2 separate regions of the Homo sapiens genome follow, and region 1 is linked to region 2. Evidence: chromatin loops called from intact Hi-C (ENCODE). Cell type or tissue: GM12878. All regions are shown on one strand. Links, peaks and the distances in the headings refer to the core of each region. The heading gives the core; the rest is flanking DNA. Region 1 overlaps LANCL1 (LanC like glutathione S-transferase 1). Region 2 holds the start of CPS1-IT1 (CPS1 intronic transcript 1).

The links. A loop is a pair of places that touch in the nucleus more often than their neighbours do. Peaks named below come from ENCODE experiments on the same cell type or tissue, not always from the same donor. Only the 100,000 strongest peaks of a DNase experiment are listed, where the experiment ranks them.
Region 1: a loop joins it to region 2, with 2.4 times the contacts of the local background. A loop is called at or near these places in 3 of 110 quality-filtered maps.

Annotation. Positions count from the first base shown.
Region 1 is chr2:210,437,813-210,454,212 of GRCh38, reverse strand. It overlaps LANCL1 (LanC like glutathione S-transferase 1), which reads left to right. Exons shown (of 10, transcript NM_006055.3): 5 at 12,770-12,905; 6 at 13,469-13,615; 7 at 16,341-16,400. The region is part of intron 2 of LANCL1-AS1 (LANCL1 antisense RNA 1); the gene reads right to left. Among named protein-coding and RNA genes, the nearest start is that of LANCL1, 31 kb to the left of the region's middle. RefSeq lists an enhancer at 10,862-11,447. In GM12878, for the core only: a CTCF peak has its summit at 8,891 (motif pointing left); a DNase peak (open chromatin) is centred at 11,549; H3K27ac peaks cover 996 bases.
Region 2 is chr2:210,608,388-210,624,787 of GRCh38, reverse strand. It overlaps CPS1 (carbamoyl-phosphate synthase 1), which reads right to left. Exons shown (of 38, transcript NM_001875.5): 19 at 16,229-16,400; 20 at 12,495-12,671; 21 at 8,247-8,365. It overlaps CPS1-IT1 (CPS1 intronic transcript 1), which reads right to left and starts at 7,217. Exons shown (of 1, transcript NR_002763.2): 1 at 4,912-7,217. In GM12878, for the core only: a CTCF peak has its summit at 6,868 (motif pointing left); a DNase peak (open chromatin) is centred at 6,829.

The DNA of each region.
Region 1 (16,400 bases), core at 4,938-12,937, 170 kb after region 2:
CATATCTCCCTTCTCTCCCAATTTTTTCCCATGCAGTGATATTTTCTTATTGTAACTAACTTTTTCCACTGGAAAGTGTAACAAAAAGAAGGGGTGGGAGTCTTGCTCCACCCAAAATGATTTGGGAATCATTATATTGGATCATTTTCTGAATTGACGTATTCTTCAAAACACCTTTTTTTAAATACATGCCTATGCTACATTTCTTAGGGGCTAGACATTACATAGTATAACTTTAAAAACACATTACTTAGTGTGTCTAGAGGAAAAAAACTGAACATTCCACTCCAGAGCTGAGAAGCTTTTAATATAAAACCTGTCACCAAGCTCGACCAAAATGAAAGATGAAACAAAACAGTGATTTCCCCCAAAGTTTAAAGTGTGTTCCTTCCATAGTAGCTGACTTGCATAAGACTTGCCAATACAAAAACTGTTCCATACTCACCTAAATTTGAAACACAGAGACTACCTTTTAATTTTTTTTACATAGCTGATGTTTAAAGCCATCAGCCAACAACTGCTTTAGAGGTCCACAAGATACTCTCATTCAGTGAATCACTTGTTAAGTACCATCAGATAAATTGTAGTGCTCCCAATATTCTATATATAATGCCAGCCTTTCCATAATACATGCAGCCACATTTTAATAGTTTGCTATGTGAGAAATGTTAATGTGTTCAATGAGACCAAGATTCATAGATTCAAACAGATGGGAATTTGTATCAAAGCACTAATTAAACAAAATTAAATATGTGTCTTTACCGGCTGCTTAGCTTCTTCTGTAGCTTGTATACCTGGGGACAACACGCCAACTCTAGGGAGCAGCACTTGCCAATGTTAACTCACCTATACAACCCTCTTCTTCATGAAATCTTGAGGGCCTATTCTAACACACTCTTTGGGAAATGGTACAATATCAATATTAGTGTATTAAAATGCTCCTAAGAGTATGCTAAGATTTTTGTTGTTTTTGGTATATTGGTACTAAGGGTGTTGTTGTCATTTACCTTTTTAAATTTTGACATTTCGACAGTATTTATAGCCAGTAGGCTTGTTAAGGTTAAAAATATAGTATGTGAATATAATAGGAAAATACACTATTTGTGGCTATAGCTTTGATTTTTTTCAGATTTTTTATTTTATACAAAACAGAAAAAGAATGACTTGGAATGATTTGTAAGTTACGGAGTTTGCTTTATCTTTTCAAAGGAAAAATCTAGAAATTTGACTTAATTTCAAGAAATCCAAAATTATTTAATATAAGTTATTTAGTAAACCTCCTTTAACTTTTTACTAAACCTTTTTTCTCATTTTACAGACCTTTTGAGATCCCACGCTCACATTCTCTGTGTACTGCCTTTGTTGTGCTTCATTGCCAACATCATGTTCTAGCTAGCTTGCTTTTTCTACATTTTCTTAATGTAATGTTCTTTCAAAAGCATAATTTTTAAGTTTTAGAGACCAGACAGTCCTTTGAGATCATCAAAAGTCTAATCCTTACAGAAATTGAAATCCAAGGAAATCAGTGTTTCCCTATAGTACATATTCTTAACCTTGGGCCAGAATCTTAGGGTTTCTGGCAGTGTATAAAACCCCCAAATTATATTCAAGGAGGGAGCATTTGTGCTTTTCTTAAAGGGATCTATAACTCCCCAAAAGGAGGGTGTGTGTGTGTATGTTCATGTTCAAATTGTCCTACAAATGGCTGGGGAGTGGAGGGGAGGACAATACATTGCATTAATTTGTTCTACTGCCTGATACATATCAGATCTGTTTTCATCCCACCCACTTCTACACATCAGTGCCACAACATGAATAAAGTGTGTTGCCTGTTCCCAATTAGATGGCTAACCTAACATTTATAGTGCTTTGGGGCCAGTACTTAGAATGATGAAGCGCTCTGGCTTTCTGGTCCAGAAATATATAACCTCCCTTCTTGTAGTGTGACGAGTCAGTAATGGACATCTTTTTTTTTTTTTTAATAAGCAGAAAAGGGATTTAAAAATATTTATTGTGGTAAAATATACATAACATAAAATTTGCAATTTAACCATTTTTAAATGTACAGTTCATTGGCATTAATTATATTCACAGTGTTGTACAACCATCAGCACTATTTATTTTCAAAAAATGTTTTATTACTCCAACAGAAACTGTACCCATTAAAAAGTAATTCCCCATACCCCCATACCATCATCCCCTGGTAATCTATATTCTACTTTTTCTATGAATTTGCTTATTTTACGTATTTTATATAAGTGGATTATACATTTGTTCTTTTGTGTCTGGCTTACTCCATTTAGCATAGTGTCTTCAAGGTTTATCTACGTTATAGAATGTATCAAAACTTTGTTCCTTTCAATGACTGAATAATATTCCATTATATGTATATACCACATTTCTTTTTTATCTCAGAAAAGGAATTTTTAAAAGGCTATTTAGTAGGTTCTGGAGAAGGAAGCCTGGAGCCTATATAGCCAGTGTGGGGCTGTGAGTGCTATGGGGGCTTTGGAATTCCAGCTGCACTCCCTACTGTGTGATCTTGGGTAAATTACTCTAAACCTTAGTCTCTCATTTGTAAAATAGAGATAAGGAATGTTGTGCAGATTATTTATTTGAGATAATTGATGGAAATCACTTAGCATAAATTATGGCACCTAAACTGAAAAAGTACTTATAAATGTTACCTATTATTATGGCTTGTAAAAATCATTGCTTATGCTTCTACTTTTTTGTTGTTATTATACTTTGAGTTCCGGGGTACATGTGTAGAATATGCAGGTTTGTTACACAGGTATACACGTGCCATGGTGGTTTGCTGCACCAATCAACCTGTCATCTACATTAAGTATTTATCCTAATGCTATCCCTCCCCTAGTCCCCCACCCCCTGACAGGCCCCGGTGTGTGATGTTCCCCTCCCCGTGTCCATGTGTTCTCATTGTTCACTTAATGAGTGAGTACATGTGGTGTTTGGTTTTCTGTTCTTGTGTTAGTTTGCTGAGAATGATGGTTTTTAGCTTCATCCATGTCCCTGCAAAGGACATGAACTCATCCTTTTTTATGGCTGCATAGTATTCCATGTTGTATATGTGCTACATTTTCTTTATCCAGTCTATCTTTGGTGGACATTTGGGTTGGTTCCATGTCTTTGCTATTGTGAACAGTGTTGCAATAAACATACGTGTGCATTTGTCTTTGTAGTAGAATAAGTTATAATCCTTTGGGTGTATACCCAGTAATGGAATTGCTGGTCAAATGGTATTTCTGGCTCTAGATCCTTGAGGCATTGCCACACTGTCTTCCACAATGGTTGAACTAATTTACACTCCCACCAACAGTGTAAAAGCATTACTATTTCTCCACATTCTATGCAGCATCTGTTGTTTCCTAACTTTTTAATGATCGCCATTCTAACTGGCTTGAGATGGTATCGCATTGTGGTTTTGATTTGCATTTCTCTAATGACCAGTGATGATGAGCTTTTTTTCATATCTTTGTTGGCCACATAAATGTCTTCTTTTGAGAAGTATCTGTTCATATCTTTTGCCCACTTTTTGATGGAGTTATGTTTTTTTCTTGTAAATTTGTAGATTCTGGATATTAGCCCTTTGTCAGATGGATAGATTGCAAAAATTTTCTCCCATTCTATAGGTTGCATGTTCACTCTGATGATAGTTTCTTCTGATATTCAGAAGCTCTTTAGTTTAATTAGATCCCATTTGTCAATTTTGGCTTTTGTTGCCATTGCTTTTGGTGTTTTAGTCATGAAGTCTTTACACATGCCTATGTCCTGAATGGTATTGCCTAGGTTGTCTTCTAGTGATTTTATGGTTTTAGGCCTTACATTTAAGTCTTTAATCCATCTTGAGTTAATTTTTGTATAAAGTATAAGGAAGAGGTCCAGTTTCAGTTTTCTGTATATGGCTGGCCAGTTATCCCAGCACCATTTATTAAGTAGGGAATCCTTTCCCCATTGCTTATTTTTGTCAGGTTTGTCAAAGATCAGATGGCTGTACGTGTGTGGTGTTATTTCTGAGGCCTCTGTTCTGTTCTATTGGTCTATATATCTGTTTTTGGTACCAGTACCATGCTGTTTTGGTTAATGGACCCTTGTAGTATAGTTTGAAGTCAGGTAGCATGATGCATCCAGCCTTGTTCTTTTTGCTTAAGATTCTTTTGGCTATGCAGGCTCTTTTTTGGTTCCATATGAAATTTAAACTAGTTTTTTCTAATTCTGTGAAGAAAGTCAGTGGTAGCTTAATGGGGATAGCATTGAATCTATAAATTACTTTGGGCAGTGTGGTCATTTCCCAATATTGATTCTTCCTATCCATGAGCATGGAATGTTTTTCCATTTGTTTGTGTCCTCTGTTATTTTCTTGAGCAGTGGTTTGTAGTCCTCCTTGAAGAGGTCCTTCACATCCCTTGTAAGTTGTAGTCCCAGGTATTTTATTCTCTTTGTAACAATTGTGAATGGGAGTTCACCCATGATTTGGCTCTTTGTCTATTATTAGCGTATAGGAATGCTTGTGATTTTTGCACATTGATTTTGTATCCTGAGACTTTGCTTATCAGCAGCTTAAGGAGATCTTGGGCTGAGATGAAGGGGTTTTCTAAATATACAATCATGTCGTCTGCAGACAGAGACAATTTGACTTCCTCTGTTCCTATCTGAGTACCCTTTATTTCTTTCTCTTGCCTGATTGCCCTGGCCAGAACTTCCAATACTATGTTGAATAGGAGTGGTGAAAGAGGGCATCCTTGTTTTGTGCTGGTTTTCAAAGGGAATGCTTCTAGTTTTTGCCCATTCAGTATGATATTGGCTGTGGGCTTGTCATAGATAGCTCTTACTATTTTGAGATACATTCCATCAATACCTAGTTTATTCAGAGTTTTTAGCATGAAGGGCTGTTGAATTTTGTGGAAGGCCTTTTCTGCATCTATTGAGATAGTCATGTGGTTTTTGTCTTTGGTTCTGTTTATGTGACGGATTACATTTATTGATTTGTGTATGTTGAACCAGCCTTGCATCCCAGGGATGAAGCTGACTTGATCATGGTGGATAAGCTTTTTGATGTGCTGCTGGATTTGGTTTGCCAGTATTTTACTGAGGATTTACATATTGATGTTTTTCAGGGATATTGGCCTGAAATTTTCTTTTTTTTGTTGTGTCTCTGCCAGGTTTTGGTATCAGGATGATGCCTCATAAAATGAGTTAGGGAGGAGTCCCTTTTTTCCTGTTGTTTGGAATAGTTTCAGAAGGAATGGTACCAGCTCCTCCTTGTACCTCTGGTAGAATTCGGCTGTGAATCTGTCTGGTCCTGGACTTTTTTTGGTTGGTAGGCTATTAATTACTGCCTCAATTTCAGAACTTGTTATTGGTCTATTCAGGGATTCAGCTTCTTCCTGGTTTAGTCTTGGGAGGGTGTATGTGTCAAGGAATTTATCCATTTCTTCTAGATTTTCTAGTTTATCTGCATAGAGATGTTTATAGTATTCTCTGATGGTAGTTTGTATTCCTGTGGGATCAGTGATGATATCCCCATTTATCATTTTTTATTGTGCCTATTTGATTCTTCTCTCTTTTCTTCTTTATTAGTCTGGCTAGTGGTCTATCTATTTTATTGATCTTTTCAAAAAACCAACTCTGGGATTCACTGATTTTTTTTGAAGGGTTTTTCATGTCTTTATCTCCTTCAGTTCTGCTCTCATCTTACTTATTTCTTGTCTTCTGCTAGCTTTTGAATTTGTTTGCTATTGCTTCTCTAGTTCTTTTAATTGTGATGTTAAGGTGTCGATTTTAGATCTTTCCTTCTTTCTCTTGTGGGCATTTAGTGCTATAAATTTCCCTCTAAACGCTGCTTTAGCTGTATGCCAGAGATTCTGGTACATTGTGTCTTTGTTTTCATTGGTTTCAAAGAACTTATTTATTTCTGCCTTAATTTCGTTATTTACCCAGTAGTCATTCAGGAGCAGGTTGTTCACTTTCCGTGTAGTTGTGCAGTTCTGAGTGAGTTTCTTGATCCTGAGTTCTAATTTGATTGCACTATGGCCTGAGAGACTGTTAGGATTTCCATTCTTTTCCATTTGCTGAGGAATGTTTTACTTCCAATTATGAGGTCAAGTTTAGAATAAGTGTGATGTGGTGCTGAGAAGAATGTACATTCTGTTGATTTGGGGTGGAGAGTTTTATAGATGTCTATTAGGTCTGCTTGGTCCAGAGCTGAGTTTAAGTCGTGAATATCCTTGTTAATTTTCTGCTTGTTGATCTGTCTAATATTGACAGTGGGGTGTTACAGTCTCCCACTATTTTTGTGTGGGAGTCTAAGTCTCTTTGTAGGTCTCTAAGAACTTGCTTTATGAATCTGGGTGCTCCTGTATTGGGTGCATATACATTTAGGATATTCAGCTCTTCTTGTTGCATTGATCCCTTTACCATTATGTAATGGCCTTCTTTGTCTCTTTTGATCTTTGTTGGTTTAAAGTCTGTTTTATCAGAGACTAGGATTGCAACCCCTGCCTTTTTTTTGCTTTCCATTTGCTTGGTCAATATGCCTCCATCCCTTTATTTTGAGCCTATGTGTGTCTTTGCACATGAGCTGGGTCTCCTGAATACAGCATACCTATGGGTCTTGACTCTTCCTCCAATTTGCCAGTCTGTGTATTTTAATTGGGGCATTTAGCTCATTTACATTTAAGGTTAATATTGTTATGTGTGAATTTGATCCTGTCATTATGATGTAGCTGGTTATTTTGCCCACTAGTTGATGCAGTTTCTTCATAGTGTCAATGGTCTTTACAATTTGGTATGTTTTTGCAGTAGCTGGTACCAGTTGTTCCTTTCCATGTTGAGTGCTTCCTTCAGGAGCTCTTGTAAGGCAGGCCTGGTGATGACAAAATCTCTCAGCATTTGCTTGTCCGTAAAGGATTTTATTTCTCCATTTCTCCTTTGCTTATGAAGCTTAGTTTGGCTGGATATAAAATTCTAGGTTGAAAATTCTTTTAAGAATGTTGAATATTGGCCCCCACTGTCTTCTGGCTTCTGGGGTTTCTGCATAGAGATCCACTGTTAGTCTGATGGGCTTCCCTTTGTGGGTAACCCGACCTTTCTCACTGGCTGCCCTTAACACTTTTTCCTTCATTTCAGCCTTGGTGAATCTGACGATTATGTGTCTTGGGGTTGCTCTTCTCAAGGAGTATCTTTGTGGTGCTTTCTGTTTCCTGAATGTGAATGTTGTTCCTGAATGTGAATGTGAAGGTTGGGGAAGTTCTGGATAATATCCTGAAGAGTGTTTCCAACTTGGTTGCATTCTCCCCGTCGCTTTCAGGTACAGCAAATGTAGGTTTGATCTTTTCACATAGTCCGTTATTTCTTGGAGGCTTTCGTTCCTTTTTATTCTTTTTTCTCTAACCTTGTCTTCATGCTTTATTTCATCAAATTGATCTTCAATCTCTGATATCCTTTCTTCTGCTTGATCAATTTGGCCATTGATACTTGTGTATGCTTCACAAAGCTCTCATGCTGTGTTTTTCAGCTCCATCAGGTCGTTTATGTTCTTCTCAAAACTGGTTATTCTAGTTAGCAATTCCTCTAAGCTTTTTTCAAGGGTCTTAACTTCCATGCATTTGGTTAGAACATGCTCCTTTAGCTCAGGGGAGTTTGTTATTACCCACCTTCTGAAGCCTACTTCCGTCAATTTGTCAAATTCATTCTCCACCCAGTTTTGTTCCCTTGCTGGCAAGGAGTTGTGATCCTTTGGAGAAGAAGCAGCATTCTGGTTTTTGGAATTTTCAGCCTTTTTGCACTGGTTTCTCCCATCTTCGTGGATTTATCTACCTTTGGTCTTTGACGTTGGTGACCTTCAGATGGGGTTTCTGAGTGGATGTCCTTTTTGTTGATATTGATCACCAGTGGCGCCTCCAGAACAGCAAAGATAGCTGCCTGTTTCTTCCTTTGGAAGCTTTGTCCCAGAGGGCACCCGCCAGATGCCAGCCGGAGCTCTCTTGTATGAGGTGTCTGTCGACCCCTGCTGGGAGGTGTCTCCCAGTCAGGAAGCACAGGGGGGCAGGGACTCACTTGAGGAGACAGTCTTTCCCTCAGCAGAGCTCGAGCACTGTGCTGGGAGATCCACTGCTCTCTTCAGAGCCGGCACGCAGGAATGTTTAAGTCTGCTGAAGTTGTGCCCACAGCCACCCCTTCCCCCAGGTGCTCTGTCCTAGGGAGATAGGGGTTTTATCTGTAATTCCCTGACTGGGGCTGCTGCCTTTTTTTCAGAAATGCCCTGCCCAGACACTGGACATCTGTTTTTAAAGTTACAAACCTTTTGATAATACAAGGCCAAAAACTCTCCCCAGTAACACCCTGAGGAAGTACTGTGAGGAGAGGAACAGAACTATCCTGTTTGTGTGTCTTCATTCTTCTTTCAGTGACATTTCAGTGACTTGGCTATCTCTTCTAAAGATGGGTTGCATTAATATCAACATATCAAAACAAATAAATGAAGCTGCAACAAAGTGCTTGTTAGTTTGAGAGTTTCTGAAAACACATAAAATAACCATTATGATTTATCAGTGATATCATTTCTTTATTTTTATATCTTAATATAAATATTTTATTTTTAGTCTTATATCTTGAGAATATAGCATGTACAACTTGCAGTTAAGTCCTAGTAATCATCGAACCCAACTAATGAATTTTAGTGATTTGAATTCAAATCCAGAAAAAAAGGGATATGCTTCCTTTATTACCCTAAACTGTATTGTTTTAATAAGATGCTCTGAGCAATACTGTATTTTAGATAAATATTTGAAAGGTATTTGCTACCTACTTTGAATGTTGCAAATGCAAATGTGTTTGGCTGCAAAGTAAATGGAATGCTAATTATATATTGCCACCTAGTGGTAATGTATGTCCTAACATCAGCAAAAAAGGAATGGAGTTAATGCCGTGGTTCAAATATTTTATTTCAGTTGGAATATCATTGGAATCAATGCAGTAATTCGGTGTAATACTTCCATAGAACAGTATGTGTTTAAAAAAAATTACAGTAATTTTTTTTCATAGTTCTTTCAATCTTTGCAAAAGTAAGTCAAAAGTACTTTATATTGAACTTCTATATAATTTGACACATTTATATTAAAAATAGGTTCATATCAAAACTTGAGATATTCATTGTTTACTGTAACAGTTGAATTTGTATCTAATAAACACATTTTGTTTTCTTATGGCCCCAACGTTACTGAGCTCCCAGTTCTGGAATGAGAAAAAAAATTCTTAATAAATGTTTTTATTAAAAATTTAAAATTCGTATTCAAAAATTAAAAATTACTTTTAAAAATTAAGGGAGTGTGTGTGTGTAGATATATATGGTATCGAAGTAGAAAACAAAATGGCCCATAATTCTATCCATAAGCCCTATTGTTTTAAAAAAGGTCAAAGTATACAAGAAAATGTATTAGAAGAAAAAGGAAAGAAACCTCTAGCCAAGTTTCTTGGTTATCTATTTCTCAGTATATCTCTTCCTAAGATAACCACTGTTTCACTATGAATTGTTGCCTATATTTGTAGAAGAAAAAAATGGATGAGCCAGCATTTGCATATTTAACTAATTTGAGTTGCCTCAATTTGATGAGGAAATAATATGAAAAAGTTTAAACTGTTTCACTAACTGCAACTAGCCATGCTTTTTCAACCCCCACTTTCCTGCAGTTCCCTTAAAGACTCCTTCATAAGTTTCTCTCAGTCTTTCTTTCATAACTGTCAGCCACTTTCACTCACTAAAATCATCTCATTCTGCTTATTTAAAACCTATCCTCTTCATTTTAAATGTTTTCTCCCCCCTCACCACAAGCGTGTGGAAGTAGTGGAGAGGGAGATGGGAGAGGAAGATTGTTCTCTTTCATATCTGCCCTCCTTGCTGAGCTAGGATGTTTTCACTCACTGTATCTATAGCCTGGTGGTAACAATTGTTAGGTTTTTGTTTGCTTGGGATTTTGTTTGATTTTGTTTGTTTTTGTTGTACATATTGGTGGTCTCCAGAGACTGGCAGTAAAGGCTGTAAACCCCCTCAGCTCTACCCCTACCTTCTGAGTATGTTCAAATGAAAGCACAAGTGGGTGCCCAATTCTGCCAACTGTGCAAACACTTTAGGAAGAAGATACTCTTTAGACACACATACATACATACATACAGTCTCCTACCCTGTTTTTGTAGCTCAGAGAAAGTCACATTGCCCTCAAGCCCTTCTTAGACTTTATTCATCAAAGAGTGGGAAAGCCCGTACCATCTTCCAAACCTCCAGCCCATCTTTACCACTCATTCCACCAATGAAAAACCATTTTCTATCATTCCTTAATAATAACAAATTCTCTGGTGTAGATTTTGATAAAGTTCCTATATGAAAAAGAGGCACTTCAGTGCTGAGTACCTCTGAGTGTTGACTCCTGCTTAGAGTACTTCAAATACATCACTTTGGGGCGGGGGTTGGAGGGACCTGATGTTTGTTACTTCAAATGCTAATTAACCATCCCTAGTGTATAGACTGAAGTTAGATGACAGACATGCACAGGCACGGCACACTGCTTCTGCTTAACTACTTTAAAATTAAATTTCCATATAGATAAACACGATAATTTCTAAACTGGAAGGGACTATTTATTTCACAGATGAAAAATTTTAAGAACAAAGATTTAGTGTCGAAAGCTACCTGATAACATTTGTTAGGGCTAATGTCGTCTCATTACTACTTTCTTCCAGAGTTTCATTGGCTCTTTGTGCTAATATCATTTTGTTAAGTTTCACCAAAAATTAAAATGTTTTAACTTAAATAGGATCATATCAAATTTATAGGCTAATTTAGGGATGATTGAGATGCACTTCAAAATTTCATGTGACAAAACATCTAAAATAGCAAGGACATTTTTCTTCCCTATCATATTTGCTGCCCACTCCCCTCCCCCCAAAAAGGGAACATTCTCAGAGGTCAAACTACCAAAGATGGTTACTTTCCTAAACTGACTTCCCTCTGTGATCTTCTCCCCTACTTGCTGGTTCCTGAGGCTTCCCCTTTTGGTCTCTGATGAAAAGGGTGGGGCTTTGATGACCCTGCTGTGCCATGTCTATGACTATGCATGCATCTGGGGCCAGGTGATGTGGAGGACAGAGAAGTAAAGCAATGGGGGCTTATAACCCCCTCCTAAGACTGCAGTTCCTCCAATCTGTGGGGAAATTTCCCTCCCTCAGAGTTTAGGCTCCCAGGGCTCCCCTTGTCTTCGCACCTGCTCCCAGCATGAGATTGCTTTGTAGCTTGGGGCACAAGAGAACTGAGAAAAGGAAAATAAAGAAAAATGGAGGGTTAACCCATTCTCTCTGATATTAGGAGTTCTCTTTGTTCAGACAGCACTAGAGGGCTTCTTCTGGGTCTCTATAAGCCTACTTGTGCCTACTTTTGGGTTTTGTGCTGTACTGAGTTCAGACCGGGGAATACCAGAGAGAAAAAATGGTAAACTCACCATTGGTTTGGTGCTACTTCAGATTCCTGTCCTCTTCCCCTTTTTGCATGTTACTGTTTGCTTTTCAGAGACCTCAAATAGCTGCTGTATCCTGTCCAGGTTTTAGAGCCACATTTTGAGGGAGACACAAGGTGCAGAGCATGCTTGCTCCATCTTACCTGAAATCAGAACTGAAAGTAACTTTTTCTGAGAAGCTCAACTGAGTCTATCCGTAGGGATTGAATGAACTATAATTCAGTGGGGTTCTATGCAAGTATTACAAAGAATGTGACTACTCTGTGTGCTGTTATGGAACCATTGTCAAGATGTATTGTTAAATAGCAAGCTGTAGAATATTTATACATATGTATATTTATGCTTATGTGTACATAAAATCTAGGAATACACACAAAAAAATGGTAACCATGGTGATTTCTGAGGAGAACTAGAAGGCTGGGAGACTGAGGAGATGGAGACCTGACTGACACCTCTTGTACTATTAATATTTGCATGTATTGGCCAGTTGCAGTGGCTCACACCTATAATCCCAGCACTTTGGGAGGCTGAGGCAGGCTGATCACCTGAGGTCGGGAATTGGAGACCAGCGTGACCAACATGGAGAAACCCCGTCTCTACTAAAAATACAAAATTAGCCAGGTGTGGTGGTGTGTACCTATAATCCCATCCCCTCGCGAGGCTGAGGTAGGAGAATCACTTAAACCTGGGAGGCGGAGGTTGCGGTGAGCCGAGATCACGCCATTGCACTCCAGCCTGGGCAAGAAGAGCGAAACTGTCTCAAAAAAAAAAAAAAATGTACATGTATTATTGACTGTGATAGATGAAACCTACTTCAAGTAGGCCTGGTGACACATTAAGAAATAAACCAAGGAAGGAGATGATGGGCCATTTGAGTGTTGGCTTAGTCCTTTCTCTGGGCTAAATGCCCTAAAAGCCAGCAGTTCTTGGCTTCTTTGACCCCAACTGCTAAAATACTCACCTTAGGGCCTGCCTCCATGAGGAACTAGGGAGATTTCAGATAGCCTCAGCCATACATTTGTATTCTTTCATTTTATGAATGTATTTGTCAGTTCCATTGTTAAGTGAAGAAATTTAATGGAGGGCTAATCTGTGAACCGTGACTGTTCTATAAATAGATATTATATATGTATAAATACATATTTTGTGTGCATGTATATTTTTTTCAATGTACCATTTTTAAGTATACACCAATACCTGGTTCCTTTCAAATTATTTGGGGCATGTATTTTTATTTTTAGGCTAATTCACCTAAATAAGATTGATCCTCATGCTCCAAATGAAATGCTCTATGGGCGAATAGGCTACATCTATGCTCTTCTTTTTGTCAATAAGAACTTTGGAGTGGAAAAGATTCCTCAAAGCCATATTCAGCAGGTACCACGTTTTTGTGTTTTTAGGAGCCTTTTTAGGATCCCATTTACTTACTATCTGCCTAAACTATTGTTTATGTCTCTGTAGTTAGCACATTCCATATAAAGGAAGGTGTATCTGGACCTCTAAAGGTTGGGCACAGTCCAAGAACCAATAGCTTTCTACGGAGTGCTGTTGGAAACATTTCTGTCTCAAGAGTCCGAAGGCCAGTCTGCTCCATTTCAGAATTTAGAGGCCCTCTCCAAAGAGGATTAGAGCCAAATTTCACCTCCCAGATGGAGGATCTCCTTTGGTGGTGCCTAGAGGAGTTTATGCTTTTCTTTGACAGGCGAACTCTTGTAAACTGTAATGCAAAGAGCTCAAGATCCTCTACGCCCTCCCCCTTCTAGGCTAAATACAGTCCCACACACTTCTCTGATGGAGAATTAAACTGTGCCTTTCCCTGGCTATAAGCTGGTGTCTAATTTGTCATGTTCCCCAGTACCTCTTAGCAAAAAAGTCTTTACCTCCTCCAGGAAGATTTTTGTTCAGTTAACTTGTTATTTTGGTTGGTTTTCTCCCTGTAGATTTGTGAAACAATTTTAACCTCTGGAGAAAACCTAGCTAGGAAGAGAAACTTCACGGCAAAGTCTCCACTGATGTATGAATGGTACCAGGAATATTATGTAGGGGCTGCTCATGGCCTGGCTGGAATTTATTACTACCTGATGCAGGTAAGGAGTGATTATGGTGAAATTTTAAAATGTCCTTCCTGACCCATGTACTATCATGGGTGAGAAAACAGATATTCTAGTTCTAGTTTGTCATTCTGTCAACCACTGCATTACAGTACTCTCCTTGTAATTACTTGTCCTAGACAAACAAAAGTAATGTTTACGAAGGTGCCTTTAAAAGTGTATAAACATTAAAGGCCCTGCGTTTTAAAATGATGTTTGATTTGCAGGTGATCGTGCTTGCCCACTTAGTGCCACTTGTGCAGACTAAAGTGTTTTGACTTATAATTCTGTATGAAGTGCCTCTGCTCTGCTCTTTCAGCCAGTGCTTTGAATTAAAACTATTATTCCACATTAAAAGGTACAACTGATTCCAACAAATTCCAGGAATAAGAACAAAATCAATAGAAAACAAATGAGCACTTGTTGCCTAATGCTCACTTAGAGAGCAAAGCTGAGGAGACTTCTACTTACCTGAAAAACAGCTGAATATGCTCTGCCCTACAGTTCTTGGGATCTAATACTATTGGGGCACATCAACCAAAGTCAAATAGACTAAAGACAGATAGAATTTACTGCAGCAGACATAACTTGGGAGAGATCAGAAGAGGACTTCTCAGGAGAGCATCATTTTGGGAGACTTACGAAGCTCTCCTTAAGGAGAAACTGGCACTTCTGAATAAGAATTCATGGCAAAGAAAATTGATTTTTAATGGCAGCAGAGGTACCCCTGTCACCTTCCCAAGGCACACTGTGGCATAAAGAAAAGTGTTTCATTAACGTGTTCAGCAGGAGTGCTTGGATATACATACTACCAGCTCTTTGAGTAGCTGGCTCTTATAATACAAGATCAGTGTTGGACCTGCCCTCTACCTATAAATAAACAAGGACAACAGAACTGAAAAACTCAAGATTATTATTATTTTTGAATGCAGAGTCACACATTGAGTGTTAGTGGCAATCAGAGACTAGCGTATTTATTCTACACTTTTCAATTAGAGGTTATATAATTAGGATGTTGACATTTAGACTTAAATTTCTTTATTTTTCTGGTGCATGTCTTCCTCTCTATTCCCAGTAGTAAATGTAGATTCCTAAAAGCTTTCAGGAAAGAAGAGTCTTCTGAAGTTTCAAGGTTAGTTAGAATCAAACATACTAGAGGCCCTCTCCAAAGAGGATTAGACAGCCTTATCGAAATTTCATTGAAACAAATAATCAGGAGACATAGTTGGTTAGTGACTAGACAGCCTCATCAAACTTTCATTGAAACAAATAATCAGGAGACATACTCTGCCTCCTTGTGTTAGCTGTAGTAAGAAATCTGAAAACCCAAGTATTGATTTTTCCATTTGCAGGTTATCATCTCTTTGAAATGATTTAATTTTTAATCCTGAAAGTCTATTCTAGTAGGTACGCCTTCATCAACATAAAATAAAACATCATTATTTTTAGGCCATGTTGGGTAATTCCTGCAAGTTTGAGGAGAGTCCACTCATTCTACTGTAACACTCTGAGCTTAAATGCTATTCTTTGTATGAAATGAAATCTGCCTTCTAAACAACTCAGTCCACTTTCAGAATCTTGTGGAAGTCATATTGTCAGCATTGCTTTGACCCCACCACGACCGCCTCCTGCCTGTGCTTCACACCACTGCCCACCCCTCACCACCACATGCCCCACACCTTGCCTAGTGAAACAGCACTTTGAATCTGTTAAAGACATTAGCAGTCATTGAATTAAGAACAGGACCAAAAGGAGAAACTAAAATGTGTATCAAAAATGGTGGCTCATATGCTGTATGTCAGTATGTCCTATGGATCTGTACGTTGTTATGTCAAAATAATGTGGCATTTAGATCAGTCCTAAATCCTCTGCAAAAAGACTTGATCTAGAGGCATGCTGTAGTTTGGAATCTAGATTCCAGGTCTCTTAACTTGTTAGTATCCTTTTTCTATTGAAAATACCACCTATCTCTTCTCTAAATGTAATAACGAAAGTCATGCTTGGTTTGTCCAGTGCATCTCTTTGTGACTTTTAAAGCTTGTTTTATATATTGAAACCATGAGAAACTTCTCTTACACTCACATTCATAGGCATTGACTTAGGAAAATTATTTATATGTATGTAGATAGCAATTAATATTGAAAAACAATATATACAAAATGCCGAGCACAGTGGCTCATGCCTGTTATCCCAGCACTTTGGGAGGCCAAGGTGGGCGGATCATCTGAGGTCAGGAATTCAAAACCAGCCTGGCCAACATGGTGAAACCCCGTCTTTACTAAAAACACAAAAATTAGCCAGGCGTGGTGACAGGCATCTGTAATCCCAAGTACTTGGGAGGCTGAGACAGGACAATCACTTGAACCCGGGAGGTGGAGGTTGCAGGGAGCCAAGATCGCACCATTGCACTTCAGCCTGGGTGACAAGAGTGAAACTCCATCTCAAAAAAAAAAAAAAAAAAGAAAGAAAAACCATATATACAAAAGGCCCTAAGAGTTAACTGATAGCAATTTTACTTTGTCCCATTGTTTAAAATTTTTAAATGAAATCACAAAAGCTTAAAATAAAGGCATCCAATAGGTGGAAAAATTGGATGAAATCCAAAACCTCTTAATGACCTTCCATTTCCCCTTAGCCATGCTTTTTTTCTGGTTTAAATATACTGAGACCTAGGAAGGTTTATTTGCTTCAGCAGAACTAATAATTTCCTTCTCATTTTTAGCCCAGCCTTCAAGTGAGCCAAGGGAAGTTACATAGTTTGGTCAAGCCCAGTGTAGACTAC
Region 2 (16,400 bases), core at 2,933-10,932:
TGTCCATGCCAGACTCGGAAGTACTCTCTCACAAATTCAAAAATGCACAATCATTTGCCAAAACTATGAAAACACTATTTAAATAACAAATGAAGACTCTCAGAACATTAAATATTTGATGTAAAATTTTATATCTATCTCAATAAATTATTACTTTAAAAATTAGTGGAGTCCTATCAAACCTATGACATCACCTAAAATATCCTTTTATTACATGGAACATAAAAGCAAATTAAAAATAAAATGTATTTTTGGCATTAGTTCACAGAGTTATAAAATTTCCCATGGTATTACTCTTCTCTTACAAAGAAATAAGTACTTGTATATATAAGCCCCATTTTTTAGTACACCTGAAGAGGTTCATTATATAAATGGCTTGGAGTATGAAGACTGAAAGCATAGAATGGTAATATGTAATAACTGGTAAGACTGTTTTTCTTTAAAGTTTGTTACTTCACATATAGTATATATTCAGCTAGCTGCATGACTGACCAGTAAAATAAGAAGGGAGTTTGTGTTGTTTCTTTTTGTTTTGTTTTTACTAGGGTGAAACTGAGGCTTAGAATATCGTGTGAGTTAGTAGTAATATGAGAAGACATAAGACCATTTTCTGCAAATCAAATTAATGGGTTCCACTAAAGTGTTCAATCATCTCCATTCTCATTTCTATATCCAAAATAATAGATGCTATCACAAAAACATGTCATAGTAAAGTATCACAAAAATTATAATGTGATTATATGTTATATTATCTTTCTTTAAATTACTTGTATATTTAGTAGTTTAAGATGAAAGTTGTTGATTTTTTTCTACCAGAAAATATACATTGTCATCAGAAAGTAAAGTACTGACCCTTCTGTTTCTTATATCTAAGTTCCAACAACTCTTAGGTGACACTTTTCCCCCAGAAACTTCAATCAAGCATAAGCACAAAACGTTCTTGCCTGATTTTTGCCATGCCTCATGAGCAAGTTAAATAAAAAGTCAATAGAAGTTAGCATGTGTAGGAGAGGACATTCAAAGGGAGTGTTCCAGCTAACGTGACACCTGCATTATTACATCTGCCAGAAGTTTGTGGCTGCAGGGAAATGGCCAACTTTACTGAGCTCAATTTAGCACTTGAATGCCCAAGTGGAACTCACCAGGGTTGTCCTAGATTGTTTTCCTAAGCAATAGGCACGCCTATGATTTTTCACCACTCACCAATGGACATAGTTTATCACATTGAACATAGTGATTTCGGATGGAAATTGGACCCTTGAAAAGTGCACTTTACTCTTTTTTTTAAAACTATATTGACTATAAGCAGTAAAGAGGAAAGAGAATATTAAAGTTATTAGAGTGAAGATAGCAAAAAAAAACCACATGAAACCTACAGAATATTAGACAAAAGCAATATCTGGATAATTTGTAAATAAATCCATAGTAAAGTTTATGTCAACAATAGGGAAACAAATACAAATTTTAGCTTCCAATACTCGTATGGTATAAATTGTATCACAATGGTTATATCTCCTACTTTTGAACGTGTAAAATGAATGAAAATAGATTCTTTTTAAGTAGTCATCTACAACATTGCTAACATAAATAGCGGCATTGTACATAAAAACAAGAGAGCAAAATGGACCATTGAAGGAAAATTGCCCAAAATGAATGGAATGCACAAGAACAAGCAATCATCATAAATGGTAGAAAACCTTCACTTTGATGATTTAACATGGTATAGCAAAAGCAGAGGCTGGCCATCTTCTTTAAGATAATCACTTGAAGCAAGGATTCAAAACTTAATTCAGCTTAGTTTTAGCCAGTAAAAGAGCGAAATTATACAATTTAGGCAGGTATAATAAAATCTCCAAGCTGGATATGTCAGTCAGAAATAGCTAAAGAAACCAAAAAAACAAAATAAGGAAATAAAAAAATTAAAAACAGTTACAGCCAGAGGGATAAGCAGATGCTTAAAGCTGGTAATTGTACTCTCACTTTTTTTTTCTTGCCTGTTCATGTGTCTTTTTTTTTTTTTTAAGTATCATGATTGTCTTTCAATATAAAATTGCCAATCCAAATTGGTATTATAAATAATAATGCTTGGGGGTGTAAAGTCCTGAAATAGTTCTTTCTCACAAGTTCTATTATAGTTGAATTCCTTACATACTTATAGCAAGGGGAGTCCAACTGAAGGATATTTGTACCTGTGCTTGTTTATTAATAATATAGTAGAAACCTTCATTATATATGCTGATTCTACCATGATAGGACTATCACCCCTTTATTGGCTACTGTTTCTAAACTGAAGCTGTCTATTTTAGGTAGTCTTACTTCTTATTTCCTCTAGATGTTATCTACACCTCTAAACAAATCTGTTTCTATACCCCAAGCAAACCTGTTTCTGTGTGTGTATATATATGCTTATGTTTACATATATTTAATATATTTACATGCACACTTACATACCATATACTTGATATGTAAGTATATAAGCATACACATATATGTATTATTTTTAAGCAGTCATCTATGGTATACACAAATATAAATATATTATATTTGATATTTAAGTATGTAGGTATATACTTACATGTAAGTATTCTTTCTAAGCTTCATCCACAATATTGCTCACATAAATAGCAACATTGTACATAAAAACAATGTTTACTTTTTACTAAAGTAAAAAGTATATAAGAATATAATTATATATCAAATATAAGGGGTTAAATAGCAAGTATCCTGGGTTCTGGAGTCCTGCTTAGACTTGATCCCAATTCTGTTATTTATTAGTATGTGATGTAGAGGAAACTGCTGAATCTCTCAGTGCCTCAGTTTACTATCAATAAAATTAGGACAATCACTGATTTCTTAATGTTGTGTTAGGAATTAAACAAAATAATGTGCTTAGAACAGTGCTTAATATGTAGTCCAAAAATTTTTGTGATTATTATCTTACCCTTGGAAGGCATTCAGAATTATTAAACTGAATCAAAATTCAAGTTTCAGTATTAAGAGTTATAAATTCATTATTTGGTTACAATAAGGAATAGGCTATATCAGAAGAACCTAGTTGGTGAAGACATTTGACATCTTTATTTGATTTATGGTACCTGCATTTCCTCTCTCCAGGCAGGAGATCTTTACATGACCAAAATTGAATCTATGCACTAATGGAAAAAAGAACTATAGGTGAGATTTTTATAATTTCTTACAGATCGGAGTAAGGATATTTTTCTTTTGGTATTTATTAAAATACTACATGGGAAGAGCACAATATGTGAAAGCGTCGGCATTGGGAGAGTGAGTATGGGAAAAATAGACTAAAATATCAATAGCTTAGCAGTGAAAGCTAATGGACAGAGATTATGCACATGTTGTGGTTCCACTAAAAATTTATATAGACTTCATTTTCCTCAAACTCCTTGCAGGGTGATCTGACAATGTGAAGTTAAAAGACCTTTGGTGACCATTAAACATCTAAATTCCAAAGCATACACATAACAAGTATTCGAATCCTACATGACACAACTTATATCGTACTGAGTAAAAAGAAACTTCTCAAATCCTAAAGAAATCCACTGTAAATATGTTATCACCCTAGGTCAGTTAATGCTACTACACCAGCCTATAAATTTGGGGAACTGCCTAGAACAGTCAGCTTCCCTACCATGCCCTTGGGTAGCAATAAGCAGTTTAAGTGGAAAAGGAGAAAGTCAGTGAGCGTAAACAGGAAAGAGATCTTTTTTTGGCTGAAGCTGTCTAAATAATGGTTATTACCTAAGCTGGTAAGAATAGATATTGCTTCAGAAGTCTTGTGAGGGTTGCCATTGCTACTATATTCAGGTATTAGAGACAGCATACTGAGTTCTGAGGGGGCAAGCACTCAAAGCTAGGATGCTGAGTTGATTATTCTGATACCTGTTGATATAGTTTTTATGTTTGTCCCTGCCCAAATCTCAGATTGATATTTAATCCCCAGTGTTGGAGATGGGGACTGGTGGGAGGTGACTGGATAATGGGAGCAGATTTCTCATGAATGATGTAGCACCAACCCCCTGGTGCTCTCCTGGCAATAGTGAGTGAATTCTTGCATAATCTGGTTGTCTGAAAGTATGTGGCACCTCCCCCACCGACTCCCTCTCTCTGGCTGGCTCCTGCTTTTTCCATAGGACACGGCTGCTTTCCTTTTGCCTTCCGCCATGATTGTAAGATTTCTGAGGCCTCCCTAGAAGCCAAGCAGATGCTAGCACCACACTTCCTGTGAAGTTTACAGAACTGTGAGCCAATTAAACCTCTTCATAAACTACCCAGTCTCAGATATTTCTTCATAGCAATGCAAGAATGGCCTAATACACCTATCCCTCTTGTCTCATCACCCTGCAGAAAGATGAGACTTCATACGTAATCATGAACATGAAACATGTTTATCTCTCCCCTTCAAAGAGAAGGGTTTCTGATTATAATTTCTACTATCTCACAGGCATGGAAAACTCATCAGTTATTTCCATAATATCTACCTAGTTACAATCATTGTTTTGTTTTCCCCATCTCAGTCTGTGAATATTTATATATACTAAATATGTGAGTATATCTTTTTTAATAATTTCCATTGTATTTTATCTTAAAATATATTGTTTGAAGCTATTGCATAAATAAGCACATTTATTGTTTACATTTCAAACATAAACTATGTTCTTGTTTTTATATTTCTTTTTTTATATTATACTTTAAGTTCTGGGATACATGTACAGAACATGCAGGCTTGTTACATAGGTATACACGTGCCATGGTGATTTGTTGCACCCATCAACCCGTCATCTACATTAGGTATTTTTCCTAATGCTATCCCTCCCTTAGCCCCCCACCCCCCAACAGGCCCCGGTGTGTGATGTTCCCCTCCCTGTGTCCATGCGTGGGTATAGTCTATTTGGGACTCAAATTCTGAACTTCATTTCAGATGACTATATGTAAACACAAGTCAGAGACTGACCATCAATTTAATGATATGCTCATCCTCTGCTATTAAATGTGTTTATCGGACTTTAGAACTCGAGATTGATTAACAACTGTAGAGTAGGAATTTTTATTCATTAGCATAAGGGAAAGCTATTTATCTTTTAATAAGAATAGCATTTGCATCGTAGCTATCAATTGCTTCCTTTAAAAAATAGGTCTGATATTAAAATAAGTGATGCATCATAAAGGAAATTAAGAAATGATACATTGCAAAATATAAAAGCAAATAAAAATTGTGAGTCTGAAAATGAATCTTTAAATATTTAACTATCATATCTACATATCTAAAATCATAATATATAATACATATCTAAAATCATAAAGTAACCTTTATTACAACAAGTAGCATTTTTATTTTCAGGGGAAAAGAGGAAAAATTTTCTTGGGCCCTCACAATATGTCAGATGTCATTTATACTTATATAAATTAAGCTTCACAAAAAAACTAGAAGCAGAGATTAAGAGAAAGAACATGAATCTGGAGAAATGAAAGAGGTGATGTACGTCTGATTCTACAGTGGGGAGGACTGCGCACCAATCTCTGGCTCCATAGTCTGCTCCTTCCAATGCACAAGGGTGGAACCAGAAAACCCACGTCTAGCATTCTATATTTTTTCTCTTAATTTACTTCTCTTTTCCCAAGTGAGAGCCCCACTGCCTGTCTTCTCAAGGATCTCTATGAAAAGTACAAAGGGAGTGCGGTACATTGGCAGCAGAGATAGATGTTGAGGCAGGAGAATTTTGGAGTTCTCTGAACGCACACCAAATAAATCGCTAGCTCCTAGGCCTACAGCTAAAGACAGCCATTCTAACACAGAAGCAGTTGAGATCTTCAAAGTAAACCATAAATAAATACAAATGAAAAAGAACAACTAATCTTCTCAGCCTCTCTCCAAACTCGCAATATGTAAGTCAGCTATAGGTCATTAATAGGGAGCTCTTGTTACTGTTGGAGCAGTACGTACCTTGATGACTAAGCCTCCCTGGATATTGAGGGGCCGAGAAAAAGCAGAGGACTCAGACCCAGACTAATGGTGAGTATAATTAAAATAGGGCAAGGAAACTCAAGGCCTTACATACTTAACATTCATTCCATCAGCTGTCGTATTCTTTCAACTTCAGACCCCTATGTGCCACAAAATGATGGAGACAGGTAGCTTTAGTGGCCATCTATTCTTGTTATTTATCTAATACCGCTAAATAACAATCATTATCAAATTGCTATGCGTGCATCAATGACACTTCAAAAAGAAAGGAATTAAACCATAAAGTGACACTCAGATAATGAGTTCAGGGTTTAGGTTTGCTAACGCCGTGGATCATCTGTGAGTTCCACTTCAGGTTTACTTTAGCTTTTGCTATATAATAGACACTTCAACCTCCCTGGATCAAAAACAAATTTATACAGTAGAGATGATTTTAAGTGTAAGTTTTTGAAATTTTTGAAATGATATAAAGCTTTACATAAAGAGTTTTAAATGTAGATCATTATGAACAATAGAAAATATCCCTATTTACAAATATATTTATGCCAGAAAATGGAGATTGAAAATGTCAAATTGTCGGCAAATAAATGCAACAGAATGTGGAAGTCAGAAAAATATTATAAATGATCTGTAACAGTGTGTTGTTTTAATCCTCCAAGGACCTTTTTCACTATCAATATACCCTTATTTATGCTTAGTTAGAATCTCAACCTGCCTTCTGGTTGTAACGAAAACTATTCAATTAAAACATTGAATTTGTCCAAAAATCAGAACGTATGTCAAGTGGAAATTTAAATCACAATAACATCTGCTATTTTCCACCCCAGGTCTTTTCCACTGCTGTGACTGGCATACTATAAGTTTCTAGCACCCCCATGTGGCTTAATTGGAGTGGTTTCATAGGCATTTGAAATCAGTTGCCTGAAACTGAGAACAGTAGAACAGACTATAATTTTACACAGAAGTTCTGCTGGCATCATAAACCAAGAAAGGGAAACTTAAGTCAGCAAAATTATAAGATAAATGTATAGGTTCAATTCCTAAATTATTTGCTGTCTACTGTTCATTTTATGTGATCACTAGAAAGGATGATTTACAAGCAACTATAGCTGGTTTCATCTTTGTCAGATAGAATTCCTCAGTTTTCAAAACCAAGCATTTGACATGGGCAATAATTAAATAGATGAAAAAGAACCTAATTTTTCTCAAAAAGAAAAGCAAGTGTTTTATTACCTAGTTTGTACACATATTGATCAGGCAAATACAGTAACCCAAGTATATGTTGCAATTGCTAAATAGTTGAGCAATCCAGGTTTTGAGATTTTCCACTGTCCTCAAAGATATTTTAAGTGATTAAAGTATCTACATTTTGTCAAATCATTTGAGAACAATTTTTATACAAACAAAATTTTTCCTTCTCTAAACACATCCCTAGTTTGCAGGTAAGACGTCTTTCCAATAGTAGTGTATTTCAGAGTGCTTTCAGAGGGAAGAAGTTCAAGAGGACTATATTGTCTTTCTTAATCTGCTAATAAATGCTCCTCTTATTGAAGATAGATGTTTAAAACTGATCCATGCTTTCATCAGCCTAAGGTGCCCCAGCAGTTTCCCATGAAAAATTTAAAAGTAGATTTTAAGGACTACATTATCAAAATATTCTCAACATAAAATGAAGTTTAAAAATAATTGGCCATGATGGAGATAAAAATGTAAATTAGTCAGAGGTGAAGAGTCTGTTAAGAGAAACCTGAATGTGGCTTAATTGTATGCTGAACTGAATGTCCCAATTTAAAAACAGTAGAGCGCAAAAGGAATGCATTTTCTCCTCAATATACAGCAATGTATAGATTGATATTAAAAGGGGAAAACAGACTTCAGAATGTAGAGGAAAATTTATAGAAAACAAATATTCATTTAATTGATTAATAAAATTTAAATCTAGATAATACTTCATAATTAAATAATACACGTTCATCAATGTATACCAATTTTGTGCATTCAAAAGACCTTATTACTATGTCTGATGACAAGGGTGGGAATAGAAGATGATTAAAAAGATTAATGGATACATTTCTAAAGGTAAACATCTAAAAAAAAAAAAACCTGCCATTTGTCTTCTGGCTACGGGTACTATTTTCCAACAATGGCACTATCTACCTCATTGAATCACAATGTAGACCAAATGCTTAAGAGTAGGAAGAAGACTCTTTAAAAATTGCACTGAAGGTGTCTGGCATGAATGAGAGCAGCACTGCCTTACCTGTTGAGGCCTTTCAGTGTCTTTTCCATGTTTAAAATATCACGCATCTTATACAAAAACCACTTGTCAATGTATGTGAGCTTCTCAATCTCATCAAGGGACATGTTGTCATCAATGGCCTGCCAAGAGGAGAAGAGATACTTTCTTTGGCAAACATTTTTCTAAATGTCTTATTTGGTTTAAAATACATAGCAGTCATGCCTCTGTGTGTTATTTAGAGAGCCCGAGACTGTAGACTGAGTTACAAAACATGAAACTGACATCACTGACATTCCTTCCAATAAACATAAAGATGGTGCCAACTATATCCACAAATGGCATACAGAGTAGGTGCTTGCCTTGAGTGGTGTGTTCTCAGAAAAATCTCCTAACAGGTTTTGACTCGCTCCTCTTTATTTGATTGTGTTACCCATTATACCCTAAATTTGGTACATCTCTTTGGAATTAAAGAAAGTCTCTTGAAACTACAGTTAAGCCAAATTGGTAAGAAAATCTAGAATTAATATAATGATCTCTTAACTTGTAGTGTTGATAGTTATCTTGTAGGAGATAGCATATTTTTATCACCTCACTCCACATTCACACAAACATACAATAGTCAGTGAGAATTTATGGGTCGGATCTGGCTTGGCTTTATTCCTCCAGAATATTTCCTCACAGAGGACTTCAAATAAAAAATTGTTTTGAATCAGTCACTATGATTTTTGTGCTAAGGCAGGCATTTTTTAAAATCCTAATATATTCCAAAACAATGTAGTAATAACTTCTGTTCTGATAGGCAGCTCAGCCTCTTCCTCAAGCTTACTTTATCAATTTCTCAAAAGTAAAACTACAACTATGGGTCATTAAGCTGAGTAGAAAATTTAACTGAAAAAAGAGATAAACTCTCAAAACCAAAATCTTTATACAAAAAGATGTCTACTCTTATTCTTGTATGTGTGTATGTGTACGTGTATATACCCTGTGAAAAATCTGAAAATATTCCAGAACAACATATTTTAGAATAACACACTGCGTTTTTAAGACCCATTAAGAAATATATGCAACTAGTAACTCTGCTGGTATATTTCAGCCCAGGGAGCTTACTTTTCTTAAAGCTTTTACATAATGATAGTATCAGAGAGACCATGATTATAATTGTTGAGATATGGCATGGCTCATAATTTTGTTGACTAGAGTAAGATGACATTTAACAGAAATACTCAAAGCCATGTTCATTTCCTAGTCAATGTATGTTTCTTTTGTTTAATTCTCCCTGTAATTACAGTCAGGTTCCCAAAGACTTAATATTCTGTCTTACTTTCTAAGTGATTAAAGGCACAATTAGCTGTCGGCCATCTACACTGTGAGGTGGAGAGAACCTTAAGTTACTGAAACTTTTAAGAGATCAAAGGAGGTTTTCACACAAGCACATACAGTGAGGGAGGGCCTAGAATCCTGTAGTCATTTCACTGGAAGGAAGGAAAGGACTACAGTCAAATCCATGATTTCTTTCTTTTATATATATATATATACTTTAAGTTCTGGGATACATGTGCAGGACGTGCAGGTTTGTTACATAGGTATACACGGGCCATGATGGTTTGCTGCACCCATCAACCTGTCATCTACATTAGGTATTTCTCCTAGTGCTATGCATCCCCTACCTCCCCACCCCCCGACAGGCCCCGGTGTGAAATGTTCCCCTCCCTGTGCTCATATGTTCTCATTGTTCCACTCCCACTTATGAGTGAGAACATGTGGTACTTGGTTTTCTGTTCCTGTGTTAGTTTGCTGAGAATGATGGTTTCCAGCTTCATCCATGTCCCTGCAAAGGACATGAATTCATCCTTTTTTATGGCTGCATAGTATTCCATGGTGTATATGTGCCACATTTAAAAGCTCATCATCACTGGTCATTAGAGAAATGCAAATCAAAACCACAATGAGATACCATCTCATGCTAGTTAGAATGGCTGTCATTAAAAATTCAGGAAACAACAGATCCTGGAGAGGATGCTGAGAAATAGGAATACTTTTACACAGCTGGTGGGAGTGTAAATTAGTTCAACCACTGTGAAAGACAGTGTGGCATTTCCTCAAGGATCTAGATCCAGAAATACCATTTGACCCAGCAATCCCATTACTGGGTATATACCCAAAGGATTATAAATCATTCTACTATAGAGACACATGCACACGTATGTTTATTGCAGCACTATTCGTAATACCAAAGACTTGGAACCAACCCAAACGCCCATCAATGATAGACTGGATAAAAAAAAAAATCCATGATTTCTCAACAGCAAGCAAGATCCTGCCAGTCTTAAGACCTCATCTCCAAGCACTGCAGCTTTGCTATGTAACATCACTGTAATGAAGTCTATAATGACCCCCAAACAAGTTTGAGGTTACTTTAATGTTCCAAAAATCAAAAATAATGCCCCGCATTCTCCCCAAATCAAAAGAGGTGATGATCCAGTCATCCTGAAATAAGACTGCTGTAAAAATCAGACCTCAGAGCAAGTTGCTCTTTCTAAGACTCATGAAAGCAAGCAAAGATTTACACACTCCCTTCATTCTTTTTCCCCTTCAGCCCTCCACCGTCCTTACACTCTCTGTCAAAATCACCAAGTTCCCGGCTGCTGTTGAAATGAACAGTAATGATGACCTCTAACAAACAGAAATCAGTTCCTTCTCCCAGCACTCGAGCAGGCAATAATTTACACGCAGCCCCTGCACTTCTTGCTCATACATAGGGTACCCTGTGAAAGAAAGAACCTCCACACATTTTTCCCAGATTCTCATCTTTTATAAGTCTGTTAGAAAAGAATGAGAGATTTGCTTGAGTTTTACAGCTTAGCTGGGAACTTGGAAATGCTTGCCTTTTTCATCTCCTTCAAAGTGGCAGAAACATGATTGCTAGACTTAAGGAAAAAATCTATTTACTGTCCTTTGCCTGAGAAAAAAATTTTATATATATATATACACACACACACACACATATGAATGTCATGAGCTGCTTCTTAAATAAAAGACTGAAATAGGGATAATAAATGATGAAGGTGAAATGGCTTTCTAAAATAACTTCTTATCACTGCTATCCCACCCGCCACCGCCAGAGAAAAATTCTAATTACCTTGAAACTCAACATGGGAAAATGTCCATCAAGAGATAATAGCAACTCCCAGAATTTCAGTAGGGCTTAAATATTTTCCATTTAGAAACCATAAGAGCGAGGAGAATATACATTGGATGCAATTAAGGAAATATCCCTTCCTCTCCTTCAGGTCTCTTAAGGACTCAAAATATGGACATAAAAGTTGCGATGAGTTCAAAATCACTAACAACATTTTTCTGTTTCTACACAGGCAAATTACAAAGACGGGAATCCTTTTAAAGAGAAAGTTCATGTTTTCACCGACTCATCCCACATGCACACACATACACACACACAAACATAAAATGGTCAGTAGAGCTTTGTAGAACCAGTGCGGTTTGATACTGTTGGAGGATTAACGCTTGTGCTTCCTTAAATGTCAAAAAGCCTTTCAGGGATTTCTGACCAGACAGATTCCAGCTGCCCAAGTCACCTTTTATAAAATCAGATGAGCTGAAACTTCAAAACTCTAAGCACAGTAAATATAAAAGTAGATTAACATGGCATTTAATTTGCATGAGAAGCAAGTAGTGGAGGGAAGTGAGAAATGTAGGGCCTTTTTTCCTGAAAGTAAGACCAATAAAATAATTACATGGAAAACCCTATAATCATGTGGGCCTTTATAGTCTGTTGCTGTTTTTTAAACACAGAAAGAGAAGCAAATAAATTAAGATTATTCTAGACTCAAGTGGCACATACTAAGGGACATTATTGTATGCACCTTCCTTTCTACAATACAATTTTACACATTCAAGGAACATGTAATAAAGTTAATAGTAAAGGACAAGTCAATATAGTCAAATCTACTTGAGTATTAGTACTAAGTATACTTAAAAAGGGGGACATTTTATCTATTTAATCATCCTTTAAAACTGCAATTTGCCCTTAAATCCAGGCTTAAAGTCAAATAAAAATGATAATTTATCATTAATTGTAAAAGACTCTAATGAAATCTATAGATGTTTCCAGTTTAATACTATAAAAGAATTAAAAATTTTCCAAAAATCCCTGATTTAAAACCACTTTGTGATTCAGTTTTATTTTAATGTCCAGACTGACTACATTCTGGAAAAGCAACTAGTAGCTGTGGGCCCCTTGTAACATCTTACCTTGGCAATGGCATAGATACGCGTGCTGCTTGGTTCAGACAACTCTTTTCTAAGATCTAAATTAGATGGCCATTCTTTGTTCATTGGGAGACGGGGAGTGAAACCTTCTATAGATGGGTGGCACATCCGTAAAGCTTTCTGGAAACTCTCCTCAAAGGTACGACCAATAGCCATGACCTGTAATACATGTTTAAGACCTCATATTGAAAGAAAGAGCTTATGTATCTTTAATTTGTAACTGAACTGGACGTAAAATATATTTTATAAAACAAATAAGAACAAAAAATATATCATAAAGCCTCTCAAATTAAAAAAAAAAAAAGGTGTTCCTTTTTTTCTTCCTCTCTCACTTTCTCCATGGTTTTGGTATAATGCATCTTCATTAGGTCAGTCTTTTACCACTCAGGGAGTTCAGCTGTATTTGCTGAGATTGATGAGGAAATCACCTGTACCTGCTCTGGACCATAGTATTAAAATAAGAAATTCAAGGTTGAAGCATAGAGACCTTTTCTTAGTAAGATCTTGCTTTATGCGCATGTTCTTTAGAATGGAAGGCAAATAAAAAGAAACCAGAAATATATTAACACTGAAACAGAAACTATTTGTAAATGAGTATCAGTCAGTATTCAAGACAGGTTGGCTTTCCTTACAGCTAAGCATTAATATTAATAGAACCTTGAGAGTCATAACAAATACTGATGATTATGATTTTGAACGTAGGAGGAGACTAAACTTTCTGTGACAAATTCAATGTGTCTTTCCACAATCTTTACAGCTCATCATACACTAATCAATTAGAAAAATTATGTGGTGATTTAGTTTGGACAAGTTGCATGTCAGAACTAAACTTAAATTGATCTTGCAACCTACCCAGTTATTTTCGCTGGATAAACATTGTTTGAATCTTTTCATAGAATAATAGATTGCTATGCATTTTTGGTCTCCAATTTAAAATAATAGCAGTCATAATGCTATTTTCAGTAAACTTTTGTGATTCCTCAAATAGACTCAAATTACCACTAATGTCAGTTTAGGAAATCTTCATGTCAATTATGTGACAAGATACATATTCAATGATCACTAAAGCCAAACAGATAACCTTTTCACACTGTTCCAAATTTAATTAGAAATAAGGGAAAATTTACAAGAGCAGGAATAAACAACCTGTTAATGCAATTCAGATATGCAATTTGCAAGTCATAGTGGTATCTTGAAGAGTTAGACAATATGTTTATAGATTGTCTAGCCTGGGCATGGAAAAGACTGCCAGAAATCAGACATTTTATTGTTCTGTAAAATTAAGGAAATATTTTGGGTATATTTAAGAAAATTTGAAGTATTACATATTTAAAATTTATCTGAAATTAGTTCTATAAGTAACTCTCCATATATTTTTATTATTCTTAAGCACAATCTATATAATGGTACATGGGATCCATTCAATTAAAAAAAAAACGTGTATAACAAAGGAATATGTATCTATAAATGTTTGCTCAAAAATTGTGCTTTTCAATACTCTCTCTATATATTTTTGCTTTTTGAAACAGGTTCTCACTCTGTTACCCAGGCTGGAGTGTAGCGGCACTATAGGGCTCACTACAGACTGGACCCCCTGGGCTCAAGTCGTCCTCCCACCACATTTGCCCTATACTATTAAAATGCACCTTCCTTGAGTGACTATTTCACATTTTCCAGTGGAATGACTATAATGGGCTTCCTCAACCCTATTCTACTATATTCTCATAGCATCTATATATAAGTACTATCTTTTAATATTTACCAGAGATTAATAATTCATTGTCTATTCGGGTCAGTTTAGGTATTCTGAATTTACCAACTGCAGACAATGTATCTCAATTATCTATAATCTATTCCTTTTTTAAATCCTCCCAGTGTCTTGCGTTTAGTAAGAACTCAGGAAATGTTTGCTCACTTTTTGAACTAAATGTAAGGTGTTAGACAACAAAACTCCCCCCTACCTTTTATTTTTTGTTTGACAACAAAATCCCTCAGATAAGAAGCCCCAAATGAAAATATTACATAATTTTCTCAAGTTCCTTGAACTACCAATTTTATGGTGAACATTATTTAAAAAGGACCCTTCCCATGAAATGTAAACTAAATAACAGTTGTTTATTTGGTGCAAACACTAGCAACATAGATTTTCATGGTATTTGCGTTCTATTTCTTTTGTACACTAAAAAGTATGATTTGAAAAATAAGATTTAAAACAACTATAATGGAGAAAAAACTAATATTTAGTGTTTTACAACTAGTAAGACATTTTAATTTAAAAGGCCAATTTGTTGATTTGTTACTACTTTAAAATCTTTCATTAGTATCTTACAAATTAAGGAAGCCAAAATAGAAATAATTCTGCCTTTCATGTGTGAATATGATAGACCAGTAAAGCATTTCTTTTTCTTTTTCCCTGTATTGGTGACAGATTTAATCTATATTTTCTGTGATTAGTGACATGCATTTCTGAAATGGCTGGCCTGGGTTTAGGCTATAATCTGTGTTATGGGACAAATAAAGAACAATATGGAAAAATATGTCATAAACAGCCTTTTGCTCTGTACTCTAATCAACTTAGATACATAGACTAAAAGCTCCCACACTGGCCACAACAGAAATAGAGATGAGATACAGATAAACTAAGATAAATGGTAGATAGACAAATGATAGAGAAAGACTGAGATTTGTTCATACTTCAGCACTCATCTACCCCATGCAACATTTATGAATACTAATTTAATAATAACAATAATGATGGATTACATTTATTAAGAGGGGGTATTATAAGAATCCTGCAAGGTAGGTATTATTATTTCTATTTTATAGGTGTGGATCCTGAAACTCAGTCTTGCCTGAGAGTCTGTAGCTAATAAGTGGCAATGCCAAGAGTAATATCCAAGTCCAGCTGGTTCCAAGTTTCATGTTTTCTCCACTATCCCAAACCTTCTGGATGCAGAAAATGATTAGGACTTGGTGGAAGGAGGCAAGGGAGTGAATCTCAGCAGAGATATGAATTCCTTTCTTTCCTCTCACACAGAAGAACACTGCATCTTTGAAGATGCAATAATCAAAGGCTAACTTTAATTTCAAATAGTATAACAGCACATTCTAAAAAATCTTCTAAAGATGTTAAAAGCTTAGAACTTTTTAGTATAATTAAAGAGGGCTTAATAATCTACTATGCTCATATCAATTTAGAATTTTAGAGCTGGAAGGATCCTGAGAGATGAACTAGTCCAGCCTCTTCTTTTATAGATGTGGGGAATGAGGTCTCAGGAAGTTAGAGCCACAATTTGCATGAATGGACTAAAGTTGAATTCTTAAGCTCAGTTCAGTGGTCTTTTTGATATATTATATTCTATATTACTTTCTTGATTTGGTTATAAAATATATTACAACTCAGTTATATGTATATGAATGTGTTTTCATATGTGTATCTATACTATATAGCCAGATATATGGCCTCACCTTTTGAATAGGAAGACCTTCAAATCCAGCAAAATGGCCATGTAACATATGTAATATGTAAACAATCACATAGAGACTGTTAGCATATTAGTATGCTAATATTCAGGCAACTTTAACACTGTCAATTGCACCTTTAACACTGTCCATGTGTTGATGGTATCCAGGCAACTTTAACACTGTCAATGGTGTCACAAATTTAACAAAATAACTGAGAACAAGAAGAAAAGCGTAATAAACCAAGGACTCACCTCTCCTACACTTTTCATAGAGCTACCAATTCGGCTAGATGTTCCATGAAAACGGTCAAGATCCCAGCGGGGAATCTTGGTGACCATGTAATCCAGGCTAGGTTCAAAACAGGCTGATGTCTTCCCGGATACGACGTTCTTAATTTCTGGAAGTGGGATTCCTAGGGCAATC